Regions from separate parts of the Homo sapiens genome. Here region 1 is linked to region 2. Evidence: read pairs that join two places in POLR2A ChIA-PET (ENCODE). Cell type or tissue: PC-9. All regions are shown on one strand. Each heading gives the region's core, and the rest is flanking DNA. Links, peaks and the distances in the headings are about the cores only. Region 1 overlaps MAGI1 (membrane associated guanylate kinase, WW and PDZ domain containing 1). Region 2 overlaps MAGI1 (membrane associated guanylate kinase, WW and PDZ domain containing 1).

Evidence for each region. ChIA-PET counts read pairs that join two places held together with the same protein. Peaks named below come from ENCODE experiments on the same cell type or tissue, not always from the same donor. Only the 100,000 strongest peaks of a DNase experiment are listed, where the experiment ranks them.
Region 1: POLR2A ChIA-PET joins it to region 2 with 5 read pairs; 3 of 35 experiments call an interaction of 5 or more read pairs at or near these places.

Annotation. Positions count from the first base shown.
Region 1 is chr3:65,810,122-65,822,791 of GRCh38, forward strand. All of the region lies in intron 1 of MAGI1 (membrane associated guanylate kinase, WW and PDZ domain containing 1), which reads right to left. Among named protein-coding and RNA genes, the nearest start is that of MAGI1-AS1, 77 kb to the right of the region's middle. In PC-9, for the core only: no CTCF peak of the experiment used is centred there; no DNase peak of the experiment used is centred there.
Region 2 is chr3:65,956,466-65,969,135 of GRCh38, forward strand. All of the region lies in intron 1 of MAGI1 (membrane associated guanylate kinase, WW and PDZ domain containing 1), which reads right to left. It overlaps LOC124900543 (a long non-coding RNA gene), which reads right to left. Exons shown (of 2, transcript XR_007095951.1): 2 at 12,250-12,670. Among named protein-coding and RNA genes, the nearest start is that of MAGI1-IT1, 8.2 kb to the left of the region's middle. RefSeq lists an enhancer at 7,319-8,518. In PC-9, for the core only: no CTCF peak of the experiment used is centred there; DNase peaks (open chromatin) are centred at 7,506 and 7,956; H3K27ac peaks cover 2,589 bases.

The DNA.
Region 1 (12,670 bases), core at 4,784-9,783, 150 kb before region 2:
AAAGTGCTATCAAAATCTTTACCTATAATTTCACATATTAGGTAAAGCCATTTTAACTCAAAGAAATGCATGCTAATGGTGGAATTTTAGATACTTTGGCACATTGGGCAAGCCCAAGAGGACCCTTCTCCCAAAGACATTCAATTCATGCCACAGAGAGAGGCTGCCTATGAAGTCTAACTAGCAGAAGGCCTCTCTCTTTTATCCAGTCTCTATCCCATACACCCAAACGGCTCATGAATGTGGCAGTAATGCCTCTACCCAGAAAAGTAATTCAGTACTTCCAAAAGGTTATTTTAAGACAGACTGTTAAATGAAACATGAGTAATTCCATTACAGTGTTGATTAGGAACACAAGTCAGAAACTGCTCCAGACAAGAAACTCGTAACCACAACAACAAATGGAAAACGAACTCCAGCGTGGCTCCCTGGAGAGAATCGAATGAACTGATGGGTGTTTTCCTTCTCTTATTTCCAAGGATCTAATAAAGGTTTCATCTCTGTCAGGAATGGTGGGAGTCTATCGCCGGGGAAGATGATGGCAGCTCTCCCTTGGAGCTCTTGCATTTCTGCAATCAGCCAGCGAGGGAAAGCCCGCACTCCACAAAATGCAAGGAGTAGAATCCCTCCCCAGGTCTACTGACTTTCAACTCCAGCAACCTATTTAGGTCCCTTCATGGTGCACACACACCTCGTAATTGACTTTGTTTTGTTATTTGTGGACACATTTAGCTCTTTCCTCTTTCTCTTCCATGAGATTACATATTTCAGGAGGGCTCCAGGCAGTACCTTCATTACCTTGCAAGTACATGGCATATAGTAGGTACTTAATACATGTTTGTTGGGATAATTAATCTGCTGATTTCTAAACAAAAGATTGATAAACAATTGAATGAATGGTCACACATGGACAAACGAAAGCACACTTGCCTTCTCAATCAAGTATTGAATGTTAGGTTCTGAAAACTAACTATAGAAAATACAGTATCAAAGTATGTATACAGAAAAGCCAAAAACTGCCACACAGCCTTCATTATTTTCCTACAGGCAACTTCATAGGATAATCCTTGCATCTTGGCTCTTCAACATTTGAAGAGCACCTATTGTGATAGCAACGTCTTATCACCCAGCCTCTACTGACATGAACAAACAATGAAAGACTATATTCACTGACATTCCCCGGTAAGAGGCTAGGAGACTAGTGTCTAAATGTTGGGTTGCTTTTTTTCTTATTCCATTAGACATTTTTAGATTCTCAGCCAAGCCCAGAAGCCAACCCTCTTCTTGGGAAGCTTCCTGCCAGATCTCCATGGGGAGCCCCCAGGCAGCCATATTTGGACTGGGAATCCAACCTCCACTCATCGACCAAGAGCAGTCACCTGACTCATGCTTGGCAAAGCAGAGTCTCTTTCTAAGGAAATGTGGAGCTATGACTGAGAGCCAGCTAGTCAGTCTCTGTGGGTTCCTGAAACTGCAGAACGAGCTAAGGGTTATTCATGTTTTCTTTCACATGAAAGCTGGGCTGCAGAGAAAGAGATAATGTAGCAAAAATAAATAAATAAATACACAAACAAAAAAAAAAACAAGAAAAGCAGAGCCAAGACAGAGAGGTAAACTGATAAACTTTCAGGTCCATTCCTAAGTACCAGTCCATTCTTGCCCAAGTGGCATGAGCTAACCCTGTAGCTTTATTATAAAGAATCCCCCCTTGTTCTTTTACTTAAGCTAGTCATTACCAGCTAGTTGATTATAAATAACATGTATAATCTAATTTCCTGAGAATTTTTAAATCTTTTGTATGTTTACGTGTGTGTGTGTGTGTGTGTGTGTGTGTGTGTGAGAGAGAGAGCGTGCACTCGCAGCTATAAACACAAAACTATTTCTTTTTGCGCAAACTCCCACAAAAACTCGGCGGGAGAGGAGGTAATCTCATGATCTCTGCATTAAGCCAGCCTGAAATTGATCTGTGTCTCTCCGTAACTCAAAGCCAAGCTATTTAAATAGCTCTCAGGAAATGCTTTTTCCCAGACACCAGACACATAATAAATACTTTTTTTAAGTGTAGGAAGAAAAGAATAATATACCACCAACCTGACTAATCTTATCACATTCCTGACTCAGTACAGATGCAACATAAAGGCTGGCACAAAGCGGGTATTCTAAAAATGTTAATTGTTGCTGTTATTGTTATTATTTACCTGTTCCTGGCCCAGTGCTCCCCAGCAGGGCTAGCATGATGGGGGCACACACTGCTGTGACCCTAAATACATTACGGTTGAAAAAATTACAGGATTTTATAATTTTATAAAATCTCTCTCTCTCTTTCTCTCTCTCTCTCTCTCTCTCTCACACACACACACACACACACACTTCTCTATCATTTTCTTTTATTTCAGGACTTATTTATCCAAGTATCTTATGGTTTCAAGTTTGGCAGAACTACAAGCCAGTACTGAGCAAGGACCGAATAAAATTATAGGATCATTATAAGAGTTAGCAATGATACATTCTATGTTCCAAAGAAATGCTAGACCACATTAAATCAATGATATAAACTGACTGGTTAAAGTTAGTTTACTTTTTTTTTTTTTTTTTTTTTTTTTTTTGAGACAGAGTTTTGCTCTTGTTGCCCAGGCTGGAGTGCAATGGTGCAATCTCAGCTCACCGCAACCTCCGCCTCCTGGGTTGAAGCGATTCTCCTGCCTCAGCCTCCAAGTAGCTGGGACTACAGGCATGCACCACCACACCCAGCTAATTTTTGTATTTTTTAGCAGAGATGGGGTTTCTCCATGTTGGTGAGGCTGGTCTCAAACTCCTGACCTCAGGTGATCCGACCGCCTCAGCCTCGCAAAGTGCTGGAATTACAGGCTTGAGCCACCGCGCCCAGCCTAGTTCACATTTTCTAAAAGAAAAAAAAAAAAGTCAATTTCTTTTTTATTAAAGAGAAGCAACATAAAAATACACAGTCACAACAGCATTCAAGGAAACGAAACCATCTTCATTCTTCTGAAAGAATCCAAAAGGAGTGAGAGGTGAACATGGCATTTGCACATATACCTGAACTGACTTCCAAGCTATCCTCTTTGTCTCACCAAGCGCCACACCCCCATTTCTCCCAGCTTGTTCATGAATCTAGCATGGATTGGGTGAGGCCTGTAACAACTGAGGCTCCTTTTATTGTTCACTCCTCAACTGGCTGCTCCAGGAAATCCTACAGCATGGCAAAACCATCCTTAAGCAAAAGCTAATGGAAGGCAATTTGGGGGAAAAGGAAGAAAACAAGGAAATAGGAAGGAGATGCGAATTATGAAAAAAAATGACCATTAAGAAACAAATCAAATGGACAAAATGAGCTTCTATTTAGGGCCTATGAAATTAGCAACTACTCAGAAAAAATATATACTACATAGTAATGGTGGGGATATAGAAAAAGAGCAGTCTCAGAGTTGACTATGGGTAAGTAACTTGTTTCAACCTTTCTGGGAGGAATTTTAGCAATGCACATCTCTTTAACATATGTATCATCTTTGACCCAGCCATTCCACTTCTAGAAATTTATCCTACAGAAATAATGAGAAATACGCAGAATGCTTAGGGTACACAGATGTTTAGAACAATTAAAGTCATAAAATGGTATTTATAATAGGGAGATAATGGTGCCAATCTAAATGTTCCATATTAATGGAGTGGTTCCCTGAAATATAACACACATAATTAAGTCCAGGGTTCTTCAAACTTTATTCTGAAAAGCTCAATGAGTCTCTCGGACATATCTAAAGGTACCTTGCAGGAGTAATGAATGAATCCCAATAGACAGGTCTTGCTCCCATTCATCCCAGACTTAGCCATCCTCATAAAATTATGGGTACGGAAATGATGCTACTGCTTAAGCAGCAAACACAAAATGGTTAGATGCTAAGGACTATTATGCAGCCATTATAAATCATGTTACATAAAAATATACACAAACTAAAAAGAACAAGTGGCACCCCAGTATCTAGTAAGCTTCAGAGGAGATCGGGTCTTTAGTAGCTGCTAAAGATATAGATTACTCTGCCAGACACAGGGTGTCTCATCACTAATAAACTCCTAATAGTGGGTATCCTTCTTTCATATTCATCTACATAAAACAGTCATGATAAAATTCATTCTCTAAGGTGGTAGTAAAAATTAGTTGAGATGATGCATGTAATGGTGTTTACCTCAATGACTGGTACACAATACTCCATCATAGAAGTTCTTTTAATGTATATCAATCTAAGGCTTAGAATTTCACATTTACCAGTATTTATTCCTCACCTCTCATTCACACAGCATTTGAAATCATCATCAGCTCAGACCTCCTGACTTTCATGGAAGGCATCCATGAAATCAAGTCTTTTAAAAAGTCAAAAATGATTTCTTTCGCCCAGAGGATTCCAGTCTTTGAACTACATAATTTGGATTTTTTGTTCTGTTTTGTTTTGTTTTTCAGCTAAGAAAGCAAGCACTTCATTTCTTAAGCAACCGCACCTCAGCACTAACAACCCCAGCAGACTATCTTTCCCTCAAAATCACAGGACTGCTCATAGAATGCTCAGAGCATCACAGAATCTTACAGAACTCTTTTATAAAGAAAAATATGGCTGTCATCTTTTTATGTCTCTAAGAAATGACAATAATTCAGATTTCAATTCTATAGTGATTTGATTTGATCATTTTAAAACAAAGACATAAAATGGTTCATTTATATAACCAGTTGCTAAGAGTGTTGGCATTTTAATAGGCAGCTTATGAAAACATACTTTTTGAAAGAAAATACTAATATCTACAGAGAGGAAAAGGATGAATGAAGCTCATAAAATTTAACTGCATTTTAGTTTTGATTTGGGAAAGCTGCAAGATCATCCACTTGGGAAACACAGCAGCTGTATTTCTAAGTCCTGCCTCGTACAGTTCCCCACCAGTTGCTGCCATGAGAGCCCCTTCTCTAGAGGGAGGCGGCAGCATTCGTATCTGCTCTCTCCCTGCAACCTGTGCTGCTGAGCTAGTGGAAATCTCAATGATTCAAGGGACTGAATAGAAGTTCCTTTCGTCAAAAAGTCTGACAATTCTGGGGCCCATGATCTGGGAATGAAATATCTGTCCTAATCCAGCCTGGGGCCAACACACGGTTGTTGATTGCTTTAAAGAACGAAGCACTACCAGCCTTAGCTGTTTCTCAAGAGAAAACACCTGCTAAGGGCATTTTCATTCATTCCAACTGAGCAGTTTCAAGGATCTAACCAAGAAAGCAGAGCAAGCAACTTCTGGTAGATAAGAGCAGACTCTATAGATGCCTTCCTACGCCAAAATACCTACCCCTCCCCCAGCTCACTTGAAAGGAGTGCCTAAATTCCCACCTTAATTCGTCATTGGATATATTAAAGAAAATATTTAAAAGTTCCCTAACAGGCAGAGCAAAATCCATGAAGTCAAATCATATAGTATTATCTTAGCAAGAATGTTATTTTAAAATAGCATATTCTATACTATTAAACATGTAATATTTTAAAATATATTTTATTACTTGTCATATACATTTGAAATATTAAAATTATATCATAAAATATATTTTTATTAAGGGCTTATGTGCCAGAGACTGTCACCAGTGATTCATATACCTTATCTTAATTAATCCTCACTTGTTTCAAGGCAGGTACCAGTGTCCACATTTTACACATGAAGTAACAAAAGCCTGGACTGGCTAAATAACTAACCAAAAGCTACTCAGCTAGTAAGAGGCAGAACTGACTCCCCAACGCAGAGATCTAACATACTCCACTGCCTCTCTCTAAGCAGAATTCAAAGGAGGACAAAGGAAAAGAAAGGTACTAAGTTCAGGAGACACTGATTTGTATATTAAAAAATAAAGTATTATTGTCTACAATGGTAGTTGTGAAAGTTGGCAGCTGATTGGAATCACTGAGGGCATTTTTTCAAATAGTGGTGCCTGGGTCCGAGCCCCCTCCCCCTCCCAATTCTGATTCTAATTGGCATTTTCAAACACTCCCCAGGTGATTTTAATGTAGAGTCATGGTTGGAAATCACCATCTAGAAGGATTTGGAGTAGAACTTAAACGTTCATAGAGGACGCTTAGTGAACAAACAAGGTTTTAGAAATCTCTAGAACAGGACTATCCAAAAAAAAAACACTTTCAGTGATGAAAAATTTCCATAATCTGCACTGTCCAATGTGGTCGCCAATGGCAACAATGGCTACTGTGACTAAGGAGATGAATTTTACATTTCATTTCATTTCAATGAATTTATATTTAAATAGCCACATGGGGTAGTGGGAACTGTACTGGACAGCACAGCTGCAGAGATCTGTCAATGTGCCTCTGCTTTATTGATGAAATGTGTCAACTGAGATGTTGACCGTAAACAAAGTGGCAAGTACATGAGCTCCTACTGTCCATATCAATTATTTGACATGACCGATTGTCCAAAATGGAGCTTTGTTAACAAGTCAGATGCTCTGAGTAGCTAACAGGGGAAAAAAAAAAAAAAAGATCAATGCCATGGAAAATATGTCAAATATATTTAGCTAAATACTCTTTAAGGACATAATTCTTCAGGTCAGTGTTAATTTGCTCCCTATAATGCAAGAACCAGTTGCTAGCCATGGCCAGTATAAATGCCAATATCATCACCGTAATGCAGAGGAAAGAAGAGAATTTAGGGATGTAAAATGTTTTGTCAACAACTTCTGCTGTTACTGTGGGTCAAAAGAATCTCTTCTTTCATCTTCATATCTTTGGCACCTACTCCAGTACTTCAAATATCTATTCAACGGACTAAAAAATAATTTAATGATAGCGGAATAATGGAGCATTTATGCATTATCTTGCATATTGTAGTCAATCATACATGCAGAATAAAAGGGTTTGGACATAAATTGCAATTCATAAAAATTACCAATATGTCTCACTTTTATTTCAATAAAAATTTGTTTCCTACTTAGGTGCATAACATGCCTGTGTACCGAGCTATTATACATTCCTTAATTTGAACTACATGACTACATATGTCAATGGACTAATTCTGAAGATGTGCATATTCCCCAAAATTTTGATATAGAACTATATGCTTTTTTAAAGGTCTCAGATTATTTGAATTTTGTATATCAGATGTTCACATATATTATATCTGAACTTAATTTAATTTAGAAATGCTCTGCAGTAAATTATACTTAGCTAATTGTACGTATAAATCCCTCCATAGTTAAAAATAATTTTATTATATTCTGAATGGAGCTTGCAAAAAAGAAGACATCATTTATGGCTCTACATTTGCCTTTATACGCAGTAATACTAAAACCCAGGCATGGTACCAATCTACATGAAAACAAGAGCTTAGCTTCAAAAATTAAACTGCCTGGAGAGGAAAAGCTAAAAACATACTGATATACTTCTTGGTCCAATAATATACTCGCATTTCCTCCCATTTTTCCAAGATGAAGCCAGGTTAACAACTGAGTAGTGTTAGAAAAGAAAGAGGGAGAGTGATTAATGACACTGAAAATGTGTAAAATGTGCTCAATTCATCAGTTGCTTTGAGGACACAACTCTTTTGGACCATTCCTATTCTGCTCTATGTCATCAAAGTAACAACTACTGCTGTGGCCTCAGTAAACACCACTTTTATCACAGTAACAAAAAAGGAGGCTTTGCCTGTGTTTTTAAGCTAATGACATTGCAAATGTAATAGAACAAGACACAATGGTCTAATAAAAAAGAAAAGCTAATCGTAAAAGAAATTTGGACTACGATAATGGCTTAAAACAGTCAATTCCAAAGCAAGAGACCATGGTAACTAATTGTTCCATTCTAGTTACACAGGGAAAGCCAAAAGACATAATGCATTAACTGCAGTTAGAAAACAACTAAGTAAAATTATGAGTGTGTGTGTGTGTGTGTGTGTGTGTCTCTCTCTTTGACTTTCCTTTGTTAAAGAGAATTATTTTTAAATCTGCAGTCCTTAAAACACATACACACACAATATTCTATGTTACTCAAACACTGTCCCAGTCCAGAAAACACTGATTAATTAGTCCTCCATGAGTTATCACATACATTTTTCTACCAAGCATTCACTGTGCTATTTTGGTTAGTTTCTATGTCTGTCTCAATTTAATTCAACAAATACTTACTGAGGCTCCATTTGCCAAGCACCATACCAGGTGCTGGAGACCTGATAATAAACATGGTAAGTTTCCTGGTCTGATGGAACAGCATCTAGATTTACAGCTGAATAAAGGGCTGAGTGTTAAAGAGAGTAAGCACAGCGTGCAGTCAGAACAAATAGGGGGGTCCAACCCAGACGTGGGAGAAAGGAAAGACTTCCCAGAAGATGCAGCCCAAACAGTGAATCCACGTTAGCCACAGAAGATGCAGAGGGGCAGAGGGTAAGGAGTTGAGAGCACTGCTGGCCCAAGAAATGCCTTGTACAACAGCGCAGCAATGGACAAAACACTGCATGAAGGAGGAACCCAACGTTTAATAACTCAAGGGGAAGGCAGGGAGTTCAAGATGAGGCCAGAGAATAAGCAGGAAGTAGTCACTGAAGAACTCATACATCTTACTGAGGAGTTTCAACTTTTATTCTGAGAGCACGAGGGCACCAGATTTGAGTTTTATAGGACAATTGTTACAGCAGCCTTGCACAGAGAAGACTGGAGCGTGCAGGAAGCCAGAATGCAGAAGACTCCTAGAACACTAGCTCCCAGAAAGTAGTTTATCACGGCTCAACAAAAGATCAATAACGTTGATTGAATTCCATTCATACTAGAAAACATATCTATTTAACTGTACCCTCAGAAAAATTTATAATTCTATCATGCTTTATTAACAAGGCATATGGTCCAGGAACAGTGGCTCATGCTTTGTAATCCCAACACTTTGGGAGGCTGAGGAGGGCGGATTACAAGGTCAGGAGTTCGAGACCAGCTTGGCCTACATGGTGAAACCCCATCTCTATTAAAAATACAAAATTAGCGGGGTGTGTTGGAGCATGCCTATAATCCCAGCTACTCAGGAGGCTGAAGCAGGAGAATCACTTGAACCTGGGAGGCGGAGGTTGCGGTGAGCCAAGATCGTGCCACTGCACAGCCTGGGCAAAAAGAGTGAATGAAATTCCATCTCAAAAAACAAACAAACAAACAACAACAACAAAATAAACAAGGCATATGATCTCCCAGCAACAGAATATGCGATTTTAACTGTTTTATCATTGCTTAATTCACTTGACCTAAATTTTATGCACTGTACCCCTTCCCTCCACCCTCACATTGGTCATCCTAGTGACCAATGTATACAAGTGAATAACAGCAGGACAGTTAGGGCTAGAGAGATCTTCCTTCAAACCAAGTTAACTCATTTATTTACAAAGTTGATTACATCAACTTAAATGCTGAAATCCACCCCAGCATTAAGGCAAAAAAAAGTAAGGTTGAGGCTGGGCACAGTTGCTCACACCTGTACTCCCAGCACTTTGGGAGGCCAAGGCGGGTGGATCATGAGGTCAAGAGATCGAGACCATCCTGACCAACATAGTGAAACCTAGTCTTTACTAAAAATACAAAAATTAGCTGGGCGTGGTGGTGCATGTCTGTAGTCCCAGCTGCTCAGGAGGCTGAGGCAGGAGAATCGCTTGAACCCAGGAGGCAGAGGTTGTAGTGAGCCGAGATCACACCACTGCACTCCAGCCTAGCCACAGAGCAAGACTCCATCTCAAAAAAAAAAAAAAAAAAAAAAGGAAGGTTGAGGAATAAAGGCTGCTTAGGTCAACAGAAACTATCAATTCAGAAATTGCTAAGCAGAATTATGTATCTTTATATTAAGCAAATATACTGCACTGGCATGTGTATATAACTCAAGAATCATCCCACTGGACAACTGGGATGTTGTCCCAGCATTTTATTAATCAGTTGATTGACCTTTGAACAGACTTACTAGAATACCTGACAATCAGCAACCAAACAGAAACAAATCTTTACTTCCACACAAGCAAGGTTTCAAAGTGAGAAAAAAAAACTGCCACACTTGTAGGCAGTGTTATTTACTGTGGCAATTTTTTTCAGCCTTTCAGCTTGCACTGCATAGAATTTACCATTATCAGGGAGATCCTCAGAGAGGAGACCCTGGTGCTTTTCTGCTACAGTTTTAGAAGCTTGTTCATTCATTATCCTCTGAGATTTATCCAGGATTTCTTGCTGTTTACAGCCTATCTGTGGTGATCACATCTCATCTCCAGTCACATGGGCAGTGTGATCCTCCATGTCAAGGGGCTGATGGATACAAGGGGTAGTTATGGCATAGGGATCTCTTTTAAGTCGAGGAGTACTGCGTCCACCCTACTTTAGAAACATACACATTAGGCGTCCTTAATCTTTCGGGGTCATGAGCCTATGGTGTCACAACTCCCTAGAATCACAAAATATTGAAAGCAATTTCTTAAGTCTATTCATGCACCCCTCAATGTAGGTGGATTACCTAGGATTCTTCAGGTCACAAGAAAAAGGAAATCTAAATCAAACTAACTCAAGTTCCCTAACCCCCAGGACTCTGTTGTCTTAAGTAAATAATGTGCTTCAGGCACATTTTGAGTAGTCTGCATCATCAAGGCTCTCTTCACTTGGGGCTTTATTTTTAGGAACCCTGTGTTAGTACCATAGCAACTAACTGTTCCAGGTCAATATCATCCCAGATTCAAGGCCACAGGAAAGAAGGTGGTACCCTTCTCCTGACACACCAACAAAACTCACAGTAATAATTCTAATTTTTCTGACTGGGTCACATGCTTGTCCCTGAATCAATCACTGTAGGCAAAACGATGTTATTCTCTATTTGCCCAATCTTGGGCCACATGCTGACCCCAGGAGCCGGGGGTCAAATCTGCAAAGGAAAGGGTGGTGGTAGTTAAAGTAAATCTAGGAGGCTCTTGGGGGAAGACAGGTGCATGGGTGCTAGTTACAAACTCCCAATCTACAGACTGAATTTAAGTAGACTAAACCTTTGCATTGGAATCTTAGTATCACAGGATTGTAGAACTCAAGGAAACAAAGTGATCTTAACCAGCAACTCTCAAAGTATGAACCTGGGGTCCTGGAGGTCCTGAGACCTTCTCTGGACTCCCCAAGATTGAATCATTCCCCTGCCCTGTTTCAGGCCCCGAGGTCTGCCAGAGTTTGGTCATAGCATATATGTTTATGTGACTGGTATCCTCCCCATGACTACAAGCTCCATATAATTAACGTCCACGTCTGCCATGTCTGCTGCATGCCTGGCATGCTTCCTGGAAGTCAACAGTGTCTCCTGGATGAGAAACTGAATACATTAAAATACAGCCATAACACCTGGATATTTCCTTGGATCTTTATCTGCAAATGCTTTCTTACCAAGTGAACCACTAAAGACTTTGTCAATCCAATCTTCTCAGAGGTCTAAGATGTTACAAAAGTAAAGACATTGGATTCTTACCCACCAGCATGGCTCTAGCAGCTATTATGACAAAGCACAGAAATCACTCCGAACCTACAGCCAATGTCAAACCAAAAGAAGCAACATCATCATCACAATACAGTCATCAATTTACCTGGGCAAAGGGGATGCTTGGTTCCCCTAGGACTTCACATATTCAGATGTGGGCAAAATTTAAGACAAGCAGCTAAGATACCAGAGGGCAGAGAGTGAGATGTCAGTGATGATAAGGCAACTCAAACCCTAACAAGGCATGATGGCTTAGACACACTAATAAACCCTGAGACAAATATGATTTTTCAGAAGTTCTTTTCCACATTTCAAGATGACCATTTCAACCTGACCAGATCACTCCTTTTATTCATTCATACAAAGATGGAAAGCATCAAGTGCCTATAACACCTACCAACCTAAAGGAAATACAAAGAGCAGAGGAACATGTAAACTAACACCACAGGGATGGGATCAGGTAATCCACACTATGGGAAACTACAGGGCAAACAACCCAGTTTCTTCAAATATAAATTCCAGGAAGAAAGAGAGATGAGGAAGGTCAGGAAGGAGGGGAGAAATGAAAAAGGAATTTAATAGATAAAAAGAAACATAAAAGACCAATTGTATTAGACTGTATATTCAGTTTTGTATATTGCTATAAAGAAATACCTAAATCCAAGGCAGGCAGATGACTTGAGGTCAGAAGTTTGAGACCAGCCTGGCCAACATGGTGCAACCCCGTCTCTACTAAAAATACAAAAATTAGCCGAGTGCGGTGGTGCATGCCTGTAATCCCAGCTACTCCGGAGGCTGAGCCAGAAAAATCACTTGAACCCAGGAGGCGGAGGTCGCAGTGAGTTGAGATGGCACCACTGCACTCCAGCCTGGGCAACAGAGCGAGACTCTGTCTCAAAAAAGTAAAAAATAAATAATAAATAAATAAAAAGAAATACCTGAGGCTGGGTAATTTATAAAGAAAAGGCGTTTAACTGGCTCACAGTTCCACAGGGTGTACAGGAAGCATGATGCTGGCATCTGCTGGGCTTCTGGGGAGGCCTCAGGAAGTTTACAATCATGGTAGAAGGTGAAGGGAGAGCAGGTACATCTTACAATGGCAGGAGTATGAGGAAGATAGAGTGTGAGGGTAGAGGTGATACTCACTTTTAAACAATCAG
Region 2 (12,670 bases), core at 4,460-9,459:
CCTAGTAGCCCTTCAACCAGGGTTAAAGCTAAACTCATTCAGAGTTTCTGGCTCTAAACCTCACTCTCATTTCTTTACAGTGAAACACAGAAATTTAAAAAATTCAAAGTAGGCATACTTTCAGGTGGCTAAAATTAAAAGATCATCAATACCAAGCGCCGACAAGGACGTTAAATAATGGAAACCCATAGACTACTCGTGGTAACATAAACTAGAAGAGCTGGAACACTGCTTAAAATTACCTATTGAAGGCAGGGCATGGTGGCTCACACCTGTAATCTCAGCACTTCAGGAGGCTGAGGCGGGAGGACCACTTGAGGTCAGAAGTTCAAGAACAGCCTGGCCAACATGATGAGACCCCATCTCTATATAAAAAATGCAAAAAAATTAGCCTGGCATGGTGGCACACACCTGTAATCCCAGCTACTTGGGTGGCTGAGACAGGAGAATCACTTGAACCGTGGAGGGAGAAGCTGCAGTGAGCCAAGATCACGTCACTGCACTCCAGCCTGGGTGACAGAGTGAGAATCCTTCTCAAAAAAAATTATGTTATTGGGATTAGAAAAATGCATAGTCTAACCCAATCCTACAAGTCCACTCTGAGGCATACCCTAGAGAAATGAAAATACATATATACCAAAAGGCATAATGACAGTATAATAATTTGTAATAGTCCAAACTACAAGCAACACAAATCTCATCAAAAGTAGGACACATGAGTAAATGTAGATATATGCATGCTATAGTATTATACAGAAGTCAAAATGGGCTGGGCACACTAGCTCACATCTATAATACAGTACTTTGGGAGGCGTCGATGGGTAGATCACTTGAGGCCAGGAGTTCAAGACCTGCCTGGATAACATGGCAAAACCCTGTCTCTACAAAAAAAAAAAAAAAAAAAATTTAGCTGAGGATGGTGGCACATGCCTGTAGTCCCAGCTACCCGCGGCGCTGAGGTGGGAAGATCGCTTGAGCCTGGGAGGTGGAGGCTGCAATAAGCCATGATTGCACCAATGCACTCTAGCCTTGGCCACAGAGCAAGACTTCATCTCAAAAAAAAAAAAAAGAAAAAGAAAAGAAAAAGGAATGAACTACAGCTACATGCGACATGGACAAATCTCAATACAATGTTGAGGAAATGAAGTCAGGTATAAAAGAATCCATACTGAGTGAATCTATCTGTACAAAGTTCCAAAACAAGAAAATGGGAATAGAGGTCAGGACAATGGTTACCAGGGAGCGAGCCTACCCGGGGGCTTCCTGGTTGCTATTATGTTTTAGTTCTTTGTTGTTGTTGTTGTTGTTTTGTTTTGTTTTGGGATGGAGTTTTGCTCTTGTTGCCCAAGCTGGAGTACAGTGGTATGATCTTGGCTCATTGCAACCTCTGCCTCCCAGGTTCAAGTGATTCTCCTGCCTCAGCCTCCCAAGTAGCTGAGATTACATGCATGCAGCACCACGCGCAGCTAATTTTGTAGAAAGGGGGTTTCACCATGTTGTTCAGGCTGGTCTCTAACTCTTGACCTCAGGTGATACACCCGCCTCAGCCTCCCAAAGTGCTGGAATTACAGGTGTGAGCCACCGCGCCTGGCCTAGTTCTTGATTGAACTGTTGTAACCCATATGGACTGACTTTGTGGTAACTCATCCACTGCGATTTATGCCCTTCTCAATCAAATGACCTCCCTCTCCTTCCCTCTTCCTCCCTCTTAAAACAAAAAAGTAGGGACATTCATAAAACCTTCAAGTCTAAATCAAGTTTTTGAGACTTACACAGGAAAAAATAGGTACAGTGTAAGACATTCTAAATTTAGCTCAATATTCTTAACATGCAGGAACAACTCTATGGAGAAATCCCTTCACCCTCCAATGTTCAACTCAGCAACATTTTAAACTCTGTTCACATCCAATAAAGACCTGCTTATTGTATCATCAAAAAGGTATGCATGCAATCCATCTCAAGAAGAGGCTTACCTGCACAGTGACTAGGGTTTACTGCAATGACAAAGTCATTTCATGCCTTGACCGAAAATAGCCTTAGACTGGGTAAAAACTGGGCATTCTCTGCAGTGGTTCCTAAGAGAAGCTGAGGTTAGTGTGGAATTAAATATCCTTATCTGCATGGGTAGACTTAACTTCCAAAAGTCGTACAGAAGACAACAGAGTTCCGGGTAATATGGCCCATATATCGGAGGTTTAAAGCTGATGCCCATGGTGCTTGTGAGCAAAAATACACATTTAGCCAGGCGGGGGAGCTCAGGCCTATAATCCCAGCACTTTGGGAGGTCAAAGCAGGAGGATCACTTGAGGCCAAGAGTTCGAGACCAGCCTAGCCAACATGGTGAAACCCTGTCTATATTAAAAATACAAAAATTAGCTGGGCACAGTGGCGTGTGCCTGTAATCCCAGCTCCTGGGGAGGTTGAGGCACGAGAATCGTTTGAACCCCGAAGGCAGAGGATACAGTGAGCTGAGATCGTGCCACTGCACTCCAGCTTGGCCAACTGAGTGAGACTGTAACTCAAAAAAAAAAAACAACAAAAAAAACCACATTTTGCCCCTTGTCCAGAGTAGAAAGAATTGTGGTGCTTCTTACAACTGCCAAAGCCAAAGCCTGAATGAGTTCTAAAAGTCTCTGGAAGTTTCTGAGGGCACAGTCACTCCAAAAGATACAAATCCTGGGACTCTGAACTAGCTTTGTTTGACAGCCCCTTCCTTTGGTTAAATTCCAAAAATATCTCAGGCTCACCTCAAGCTTACTGCATTCAAACGTTCTCTGATTTCTCCTTCCTCTCTACTGCATCCTTTGTCTTCTACTCCCTTAAGACATTATTCCTTTCCTACTTGCCCTTTACTCAAGTTGTCTTTATCCTCTTAGCTATACAATGATTTAATTCAGTACAAAGAACATCACTATTCTACCCATCACTGATTCCCCAGGGCAAGGCACTATGTCTGTGCACAGTAAGTGAGTGATGCTCTTTTTGTTATTTTGGTTTTTCCTTTTTTGAGACAGGGTCTGGAGTGCAGTGGTGTGATCATAGCTCAGTGTAGCCTCTACTTCCTGGGTTCAAGATCCTCCCACCTTAGCCTACTAAGTAGCTGGGACTACAGACATGGGCCACCATCCCAGCATTTTTATTATTATTATTATTATTATTATTATTATTATTATTATTATTATTGAGACAAGGTCTCCCTATGTTTCCCAGGCTGGTCTCAAACTCCTGGACTCAAGTGATCCTCCCATCTCAGCCTCCCAAAGTGCTGGGATTACAGGTGTAAGGCACCACGCCCATCCTAATGTCTTAATGGACAAATAAATAAATTCTCTCTTTTTTTTTTTTTTTTTTTTTTTTTGAGACAGAGTCTCACTCTGTCGCCCAGGCTGGAGTGCAGTGGCGCAAACTCGGCTCACTGCAAGCTCCACCTCCCGGGTTCACACCATTCTCCTGCCTCAGCCTCCAGAGTAGCTGTGATTACAGGAGCCCGCCATCACGCCCAGCTAATTTTTTTGTATTTTTTAGTAGAGACAGGGTTTTACCGTGTTAGCCAGGATGGTCTCGACCTCCTGACCTCATGATCCGCCTGCCTCAGCCTCCCAAAGAGTTGAGATTACAGGTGTGAGCCACCGCGCCCGGCCAATAAATTCTCTTTTAATACTAGCAACAACAGAGACAAGTATCTTTCTGTTCTTGTCAAACCAATGACTGCAGCTCTGTATGTTTCCGGAGTGATTTAAACTTGCCAGATGAGCTTTTAGCCAGTCAAACTGATTTTCCTTTGAGCCTAGATTCCTCATGTGGAAAAGCTCCCAGAAAAGCTTGACTAGATAAGAAAAAAGTGATGTCTAGACAATTCTGCGTTAGCCTTCTGCTGGGAAAACCTCCAGCTGTTTCACTGAACCTCATACAACCAAATCATAGTTCACATTTCACAGATTCCTCACCAGGGTTTTGACATCTTGGGGGAAAAGAACTGAAGAAGGGTGGGCAAGACATCTGACTATAGGGCGGTTTCTAATAAAGCAATAAGTACAAACAATTCCAAGAAAACTAGGATGTCACTGGTCCCTGTGGTCACCAAACAAGAAGGATGTCTGTCCTATGTAAGGACACTGAAGAGGGGAAAAAGTGCGTAATCCTAATTTAATTATAATATTTTTTCCTATAATCAGAGAGGAGAAAGTCACCCAAGCTTGAAGCCAAAATTATAAATTTCATTGTCCACACAAATTGTACAAGATTTCCCTTGAGCAGACTGCAGGGAGGTGGGCTCTTGTTATCCTTCCTTCCTTTCAACTCTTCCATTTCTGTCTGTAATTTCCCCACCTTTGTTTCCATATAACTTCACCATCCTTGCTCCTATATGGCCACAAAGAAAATTCTGAGAAAAGAGTTGAAATACCCCAGTTAAATAGATTCCTTCCTTGTCTATTAAGAAGACATCACTCTTATTTACTTTCTGTACCTTGGCTCTAAGCTATAAGTTCATCTGTCTTTTCTATGCTATAGGCAGTACAGAGCATGGGCCAGCCTGAAATGGCAGGCCTGCAAAAATTGATATGCCAAATGAGAAATAAGAAAACTTGCTTTCAACTAACATGAAATCCCGGAATAACCTTTGAATTTCCATGACACCATTCATCTAGGGATAAGAGGGGAAGGCAGAAGGGGGCATTCCTGTGTCCATTTGGTGTACCCCTGCAACAGGCTATTACCACTTACTGCAATGCATTAAAGGTAGGACAGACAGCTAGGAAACGAACTGGTCTCTGTCCAGTCGAAGAATTAGTCAACACAAATCTACAGAAGTCACCTTGAGCTTGGTACTATCTACCCATAATGCATTTCCCCTCACCTCTTTAAATTCATTCAGTTATTCAGCCCCTCCCTTCCTGGGTGGTAACTACAACTGTTATTTTCAACTCCAGTTCCTTATGCAACACTGCAAAATGCATAACTGAACTGTACACTGTTAACTAAATAGATGATCAGTATAATAAAGAGTCCTCATGTAAATTAAGGAAAACATGTAAAAACCCCCCAAAAATCCACTGAAAAATCATTTGTGCATTCAACATAGAAAGACCCTTAAATATGCTATGCAGGGTATCTTAGAAAATAATATTAAAATGAAGCCCTCTTGGAGAAACTAATGACTTGTTTTTAAAGGTCTAGTGAGTGCCTAGATAGTGCCTTACTAAGGCATTCCGCAGAAAACAGGGTTCCTTGTATTCAGCGCAGTCAGGAGGTGAACTGATATCAAAGAACCACATCCATTCGTGTCATTTTACACGTTTCAAGAAACAAACTTTCCAATAAAGACAGACTCCATTCCTCTTCCCCCAACCTTCCTGTCAGGCTTCCCTTAATAAAGTTTCTGCCAGATAAACATCATGAATGTTCCATTGTGCTGAGAAGAAAGAAGTTTACAGCAAATTGCTTGGTTAGAGCTAAGAGTCTGGGAGCCACCTGAGCAAATCAGCTAAGTGCTTTGGAAAAAGCTATTTCCAAATTGGGACAGCTTCCATGAAGTGACTGGGCATAGTCTTCATGAAGAGGTTGTTTGTCTCCTCCTATCCGTCATATCAGTAGTTTCAAGATAAGAAGAAAGCATATTTGGACTGTTTGTTCTCATGGACATTAATCTGATTGTATTTTTTTTTTTTTTTTTTTTGACGGAGTCTCTCTCTGTCGCCCAGGCTGGAGTGCAGTGGTGCGATCTCCGTTCACTGCAAGCTCTGCAGTGGTTCACGCCATTCTCCTACTCAGCCTCCTGAGTAGCTGGGACTACAGGCACCCGCCACCATGCCCGGCTAATTTTTTTTTGTATTTTTAGTAGAGACGGGGTTTCACCATGTTAGCCAGGATGGTCTTGATCTCCTGATCTCGTGATCCACCCGCCTCGGCCTCCCAAAGTGCTAGGATTACAGGCGTGAGCCACCGCGCCCGGCCTCTGAATTGTATTTTTCAAGTGTACTAAAGTTCCTCCAGGAACTACACACACAACAAATGTACTTTCCAACTTGCTTATTTAGGAAGATCAGCTTTGTTACATCAAAACGTCCATTAGAAAGTCATGACACTGGCCAGGCGAGGTGGTTCACGTCTGTAATTACAGCACTTCGGGAGGCTGAGGTGGGAAGACTGCTTGAGGTCAGGAGTTCAAGACCAGCCTGGCCAACATGGTGAAACCCAATATCTACTAAAAACGCTGGGCGTGGTGGCCCACATCTGTAATCCCAGCTACTCAGGAGGTTGAGACACAAGAAACACTTGAACATGGGAGGCAGAGGTTGCAGTGAGCAGAGATCATGCCACTGTATTCCAGCCTGGGCAACAGAGCGAGACTCTGTCTCGGGGGGAAAAAAAAAAAAAAAAAGAAGCAGAAGAAAAAGAAGAAGAAGAGGAGAAAAGAAAAAGAAAGTCACAAAAAAATGAGCAGAGAAATTAGGTTTTACCTCAAGTGTCAGCAAAAAAAAAAAAAAAGTTAAAACAAGATGAGTTTTTTTTTTTAAACACTGCATATAAAACAATGAAGTAATTTGTTCAGAGAGTTCTGCTGTTAAAATAATGACAATCTGGCCAGGCGCAGTGGCTCACGTCTGTAACCCTAGCACTTTGGGAGGCCAAGGCAGATGGATTGCCTGAGCTTAGGAGTTCGAAAACAGCCTGGCCAACACAGTGGGGAAAAAAAAAAAAAATTAGCTGGGAGTGGCATTTGTAGTCCCAGCTACTGGGAAGGCTGAAGCAGAAGAATTGCTTGAACCCGGGAGGTGGAGGTTGCAGTGAGTCGAGAGCGCACCACTGCACTCCAGCCTGGTCAACAGAGCGAGACTCTGTCTCTTAAAAAAAAAAAAAAAGTAGCTCGGCCAGGTGTGGTGGCTCACGCCTGTAATCCCACCACTTTGGGAGGCCAAGGTGGGTGGATCACAAGGTCAAGAGATCCAGACCATCCTGGCCAACATGGTGAAACCCCGTCTCTACTAAAAACACAAAAATTCGCTGGGCATGGTGTCATGCGCCTATAGTCCCAGCTACTCAGGAAGCTGAGGCAGGAGAATCACTTGAACCCAGAAGGCGGAGGTTGTAGTGAGCCAAGATCGCGCCACTGTACTCCAGCCTAGGTGACAAAGCGAGACTCAGTCTCTAAATAAATAAATAAATAAAAATAATGACAATGTAATGTAGGATGGGCAGTTTGTAACTTTTCTATAATAATTCTTATATGATTTTAAAAGGGCCCTATGCGAACTACTTTAACATGCACTATTTTACTTGAAATCGCACAACACTCCCAAAACAGGAGAAAAATTTCATAAAGACAGAGAGCTTTGCTTGTTGTATACATTTATTTATTTCAAGATTTGGCACAATGCCAGGGATAGAGTGGTACTTAATGATATCTGTGGACTGAAGGTCAACACTTTTTCATATATTAGACAAATACAGCTCATAATGATTAAGAAATTTGTCTGAGACCACAAGGCTGGGAAATGACTAAGCCAAGCTTCCAATGAAGGGCAGTGAGTCAGATTCCTGAGTCTAGTTCATCTAATATAATTGTTAAGGGTGTTAACATTAATCTTTACTGCATCACATTTCTGCAAGGAAGCTTTGAGCCACCATCCTGAAGACTGAGAAACCAACACAATTTTAACCCATTAAGCACAGCAACTGCCCTGCCCTGTCTTTCAATATCCTGTCCCTGTCTCATTCACAGTGTACCTCTGCCCCCAGTAATTACCTTAGCGTCAGAGATCCACAAACAAAAACAATGTTAAGACTTGAGAGAAGCCAAACCACTCACCTGCTGAGGTATGGCAGCCCTAACTGTGGGAGTATCACCTCCCTACTGATATCAAAATCAGACCCTACAAAGGAGAAAGAAAGGTCATCTGAAATCACCTTGACACTCCAAACAGGGACTTATATCTGTGGGTCAGAGAGTGAATGAGTCATAGAGAGAAGAACACTTCATAGAACAGGGCATGAGTCACTGGTTCCTTTCTTATTGAGATAGAAAGAAAGGTATATCCTTTTATACATCTTGGGGGTAGTGCGGGGGCGGGGGGAACCACCATCTCTTTCATTTGCTCCCATTCTCATAGCTCCATGAACTGTCCACAAGTTATCACCGGTGAGTATGTGGTTCTCTTTTCAAGGCAGGGCTATCGCCCTTAACTTCCACTCCTCTCCAAACTTCAGGTTGTTTAGCACTAACTCCACTCAGACAGATTTTTTGAGCAGCTGCACACCTTTGTCTCCCTGACCAGAATCCCCAGGAATCATGCAAATCCTCAGGCATATCCTAGGTTCACTTTCAGGGGATTCCCTGAGGATGCCCCTTTTTTATGTTCAACAGCCTTAGGAAGCCACCCCCAAGTCCAACAGATACACAGTCCCCTTTTTGTGGATGTCCAGGCCACACAAGAAATGGAAAGAATTTCAATAAGAAACTCTCCCGGAAACTATATGCATATGCATATCTACTTCTAGGTACTGATGATGCCAAGGACTCTTTCATAAAGACAAGCACATTCGCCAAAGCCCCAAGGCATAATTAGCCTTGCTCTAAAACTTTCCTAAGTGGCCAGAATCTACTGCATATATTTTTCTTAGCCAAGAAACAGATGTAGAGTATAAATGGTTTTCCACTGAGTACCTTCAAAACAGATGCAACTATTTGGTAAATGTTCCATCTGCCCAGAGTATCCATTGTCAATGGAGACCAGACATACAAACTCCGAGGATCATTTAATTCAGTGTTCAAAAGAACTTCCATCATTTGCATCCCAGCCTCCTGACTTTTGCCACATATGGGTACCACTTCTACTATTCCACGTTACCCTTTTTAAAACCACTTTATTTTCATGTAATTAAATATATTTTAAATGGAAACTTCATATCACCTCTAGGAATAGACATGCAGAACCAGCTGCCATAAAAATGAAGTAACTAAAAGCAAATACATTGAAAGCAAAATCTTGCCATTAAAAGGTATGGTCTCTCAATTAGGAAGGAAAATTAGCAAATGTTAGGGGGTGCTGAAGACATATTAACACCTGATAGAGACTTACTTGATGTAATCTCAAGAACTGAGAAAGGATTAATGGAAGAGGAGGAAAGGAATGAATTTGAACTGAAGCAGGAACTCAAGTGAGAAGACAAAATCTGAGGACTCTGTTTCACCCTTTTTTTTTTTCTTTTTGGTTTTGTTTGTTTGTTTTTGAGACGGAGTCTTACTCGGTCGCCCAGCCTGGAGTGCAGTGGCTCACTTCAACCTCCATCTCCCAAGTTCAAGCAACACTCCTGCTTCAGTCTGCCTAGTAGAATGCACCACCATGCCCAGCTAATATTCTGTATTTTTAAGAGATGGGATTTCGCCATGTTGGCTGGGCTGGTCTCGAACTCTGACCTCAAGTGATCCGCCTGCCTCCACCTCCCAAAGTGCTGGGATTACAGATGTGAGCCATCACGCCCCACCAGTCACCCTCCTCTTTATACTGCTTACTATGGGTTACTTCTCAGAGATAGAAGACGGTATCAATGCCACAATCTAGGGTAAATGACCAACTGGAGTGTGGTTTGTCCTCAAAACTTCCATGTATGAGATAGAGTCAGTAGTATACTTATTTCTATTTTCTAACCTTCTTCCCACAAAATATTTTGGACAACAAACTAAGAGTAATTTGCTAGCATCTCAGAAGCTAAACAGGTGACCAATGATGGCACTGCCAAAATACCCCATGGTAATTCCTATTCAGCTAAGTCAGTTAAAGCCCATACAGCAAAAGCCCTCTGAATTGGAAATACTAATGGAAGGGACAGTATTTTACCAAACTACAAAAAACAGCAAGGTGTTCTCTCTTCTGCAAGACTGACTTTTCAATAGCTAAAAGTTACACCAAAATAATAATAATAATAAATAATAGTTAGGTGCGTCTACCTATTTGTTTTATTCAATCACAGAAATCTCTGCCACCTTATAGAATCCTGAAATTTCTGCATCTTGCGACTGACAAAAAGAGAAAGGGCAACTATTGGGAGGCCAGGGCAGGAGGATTGCTTGAGCCTAGAAGTTCGAGGTCGCAGTGGACTATGATGGCACCACTGTACTCCAGGATAGGTGGGCAGGGGTAGGGGGGAGCGGGGAGAGTGGGGGCGCGGCCAAAGCCTAGAGATTATGGCCATAGAAATAAAATAGATTTGTGATCAAACCCCATTGCTGCTAATTACGAGGCATCAGCTTGTTCATCTGCAAGTGGGGATAATCTGCTTAAGGTGGTTTTGAAGACCAAATGAGGCAATGTACATAAAATGTCTGGCACAGTACCAGGCACACAGTTGCTTCTCCCTAAAATCCATGACACCTACTGAATTAGTCTTTTTTAAATCCATGAAATGAACATTACTTTAGCACTTACTCTCTTTCATATACCAAATGGTTAATAGACAGTAACCGTTGTTTTAAGTGTCGTACATGTATTAATACATTTAATCTCACAAAACTCTATGAAGTTAGCACTACCGCGATTTCCATTATACAGATGACAATACTGAGGCACAAAGAGGCTCAGCAACTTGCCCAGAGTCACAGAGTTAGTGGACAGTAGACCAGGATTCAAACCCAGACAGTCTGGCACCACAGCACATATTCCTAACTACCCATACCATGGTGCCTTTGAAATGCTGGAGAAACATCACTGAAAAAGCCCAAAAAGGTAGACAGAGTGATAGACAGTTGGACAGCTATGTGATAAAACAGCATGGTAAAATGTCAGTGGCAGAATCTAAGTAGCGGGCATACAGGTGTTTGCTAAAAAATTCTTTCAACGTTGCTGTATGTTTAAAATTTTTCATAAGAAAACATCGGGAGGAGAGCAAGGAAGAGCCCAGAGTGTCATCTCCTCCTCAAAGATGGAAGCGTACTGAAAAAAAAGGTTACGCCAATAATGTCAGGATGAAAGGATTTCCCCACCCCGACCTGCCTCCCCTCCAAAAAGTAACCCAGTTAAAATCTATAGGCCACAGATTCCAGTTACAGGTTGCCCCAACTGGGGCCAATGGCTGAGAAACAGAGAGAAGCAGATGGGCTGTAAAACTGGGTCCTCTGCCAGCTAAGCTAGAGAAACCATCTCCCAATTGAAAGTGTTAATGGAAATGCCAGGCCAAAGCAGTCGACAGGAAACGTTTCTTGACGCTGTACATGCAAACAAATATGGCTTCTCCTACAAAGACAAAGAATGCAGTGGTCCAACCAGGCCTGTCTTTAAGTACTGGCAAGCACCCAAGGCAAGTTAACAGATTTCAACTTCTCAGGCTCTATAGATGAGTACCAGCTCTTGAAGACCTCCCAGGGGATGGAAGGGAAGGAAGAGTGAGGAAGGGGATTTCATCCAGGTGAAGCTGAGCCAGCGATTAAAGGGGAGGAGGCGTGAGTCTGCAGCGGTAATGCCCACACCTGGGGGTCAAGGAGGAAACTGAGGCAGTGCTCTCAAAGGAGACAGGTTATGTCTTTCACAAATGCTCCTATGACTGGTGCTGTACGGAATGTAATGAGATAAACCCTTGAACTGAAAGCCTGACAGCTTCTAGACTAGGTCTAAGGGAAGCAAGTAAATGAGAGACAGAAATGGAAAGAAAAATATGGTAAGAAAGGGAATTAAATTTTAGGCATGTTCTTATACAGTTGGCAAAAGTGAAAAATGATGCATCTTTTTGAAAGAGCAATTTGGCAATATCGAACAAAAACATGAAATGTGTCCACCTTTTGAACCAGGAAAGTCCACTACTGGGATTTTATTTTACAAATGCAATTATATGTGCATAAAGATCAAAATACAACGATATATTACTGATTCCAGCATTGTTTGTAAAAACAAAAGTCTGAAAAGAACCTTAATGCTCATCAGCAGAGGACAGGCTTAATGAATTACATACAGAACACTGATTCAAAGGTAAACTCCAAGTCATTGAAAAGAATGGAATCCATCTTGGTGCTGATGGAAAAAGAGCTCTAAAATGTAGCTGTAAACGTGAAGTGGAAAAAAACAAGGAGCAGAAACTCATATACACATATCATTTTTAAAATAAGGTGTGTGTGTATATGCACACAGATTCTCTATATAATATATATATATTATATTTTTTTAAAGGCGAGCAAGAGAAAGGAGGGGAAACAAGTATACTTGTATACGTATAAACAATTCTAGGACAAGAAACTGGAGAAGTCAGGATATTAGAGACTTTTCACTCTATACCCTTTTTTATTATGATTGAATTTTTTAATTCTACACAGTTTTCTCACTTTAAATTACATATATACGAATATTCTACATAAGACCATTTAAAATAAACTTTTATTCATAGGAAATGTAATGGTTTGTTTGAAATTTAGTCATAACATCCCTGTAAGTTTCATGCAATTAAATGCTTATCGTATGCTAAACATTTGATGAGACGACCTTAAATCCAAGGTAGTCAGAGAGCATATTTGTAGACCAAGTTTTACATGGGATACAATCAAAAGAAGGACTACGTAATTTGCTGTATTAGGAACATTTAGCAAAAGGCTAACACTCAGCTCAGAGTAATTCAAGCGAAAGAGTAAAGTTATTATCATACTGAGGTCCTTCATAGAACCCAAGGGAAGAATTGAGGCTGGTCT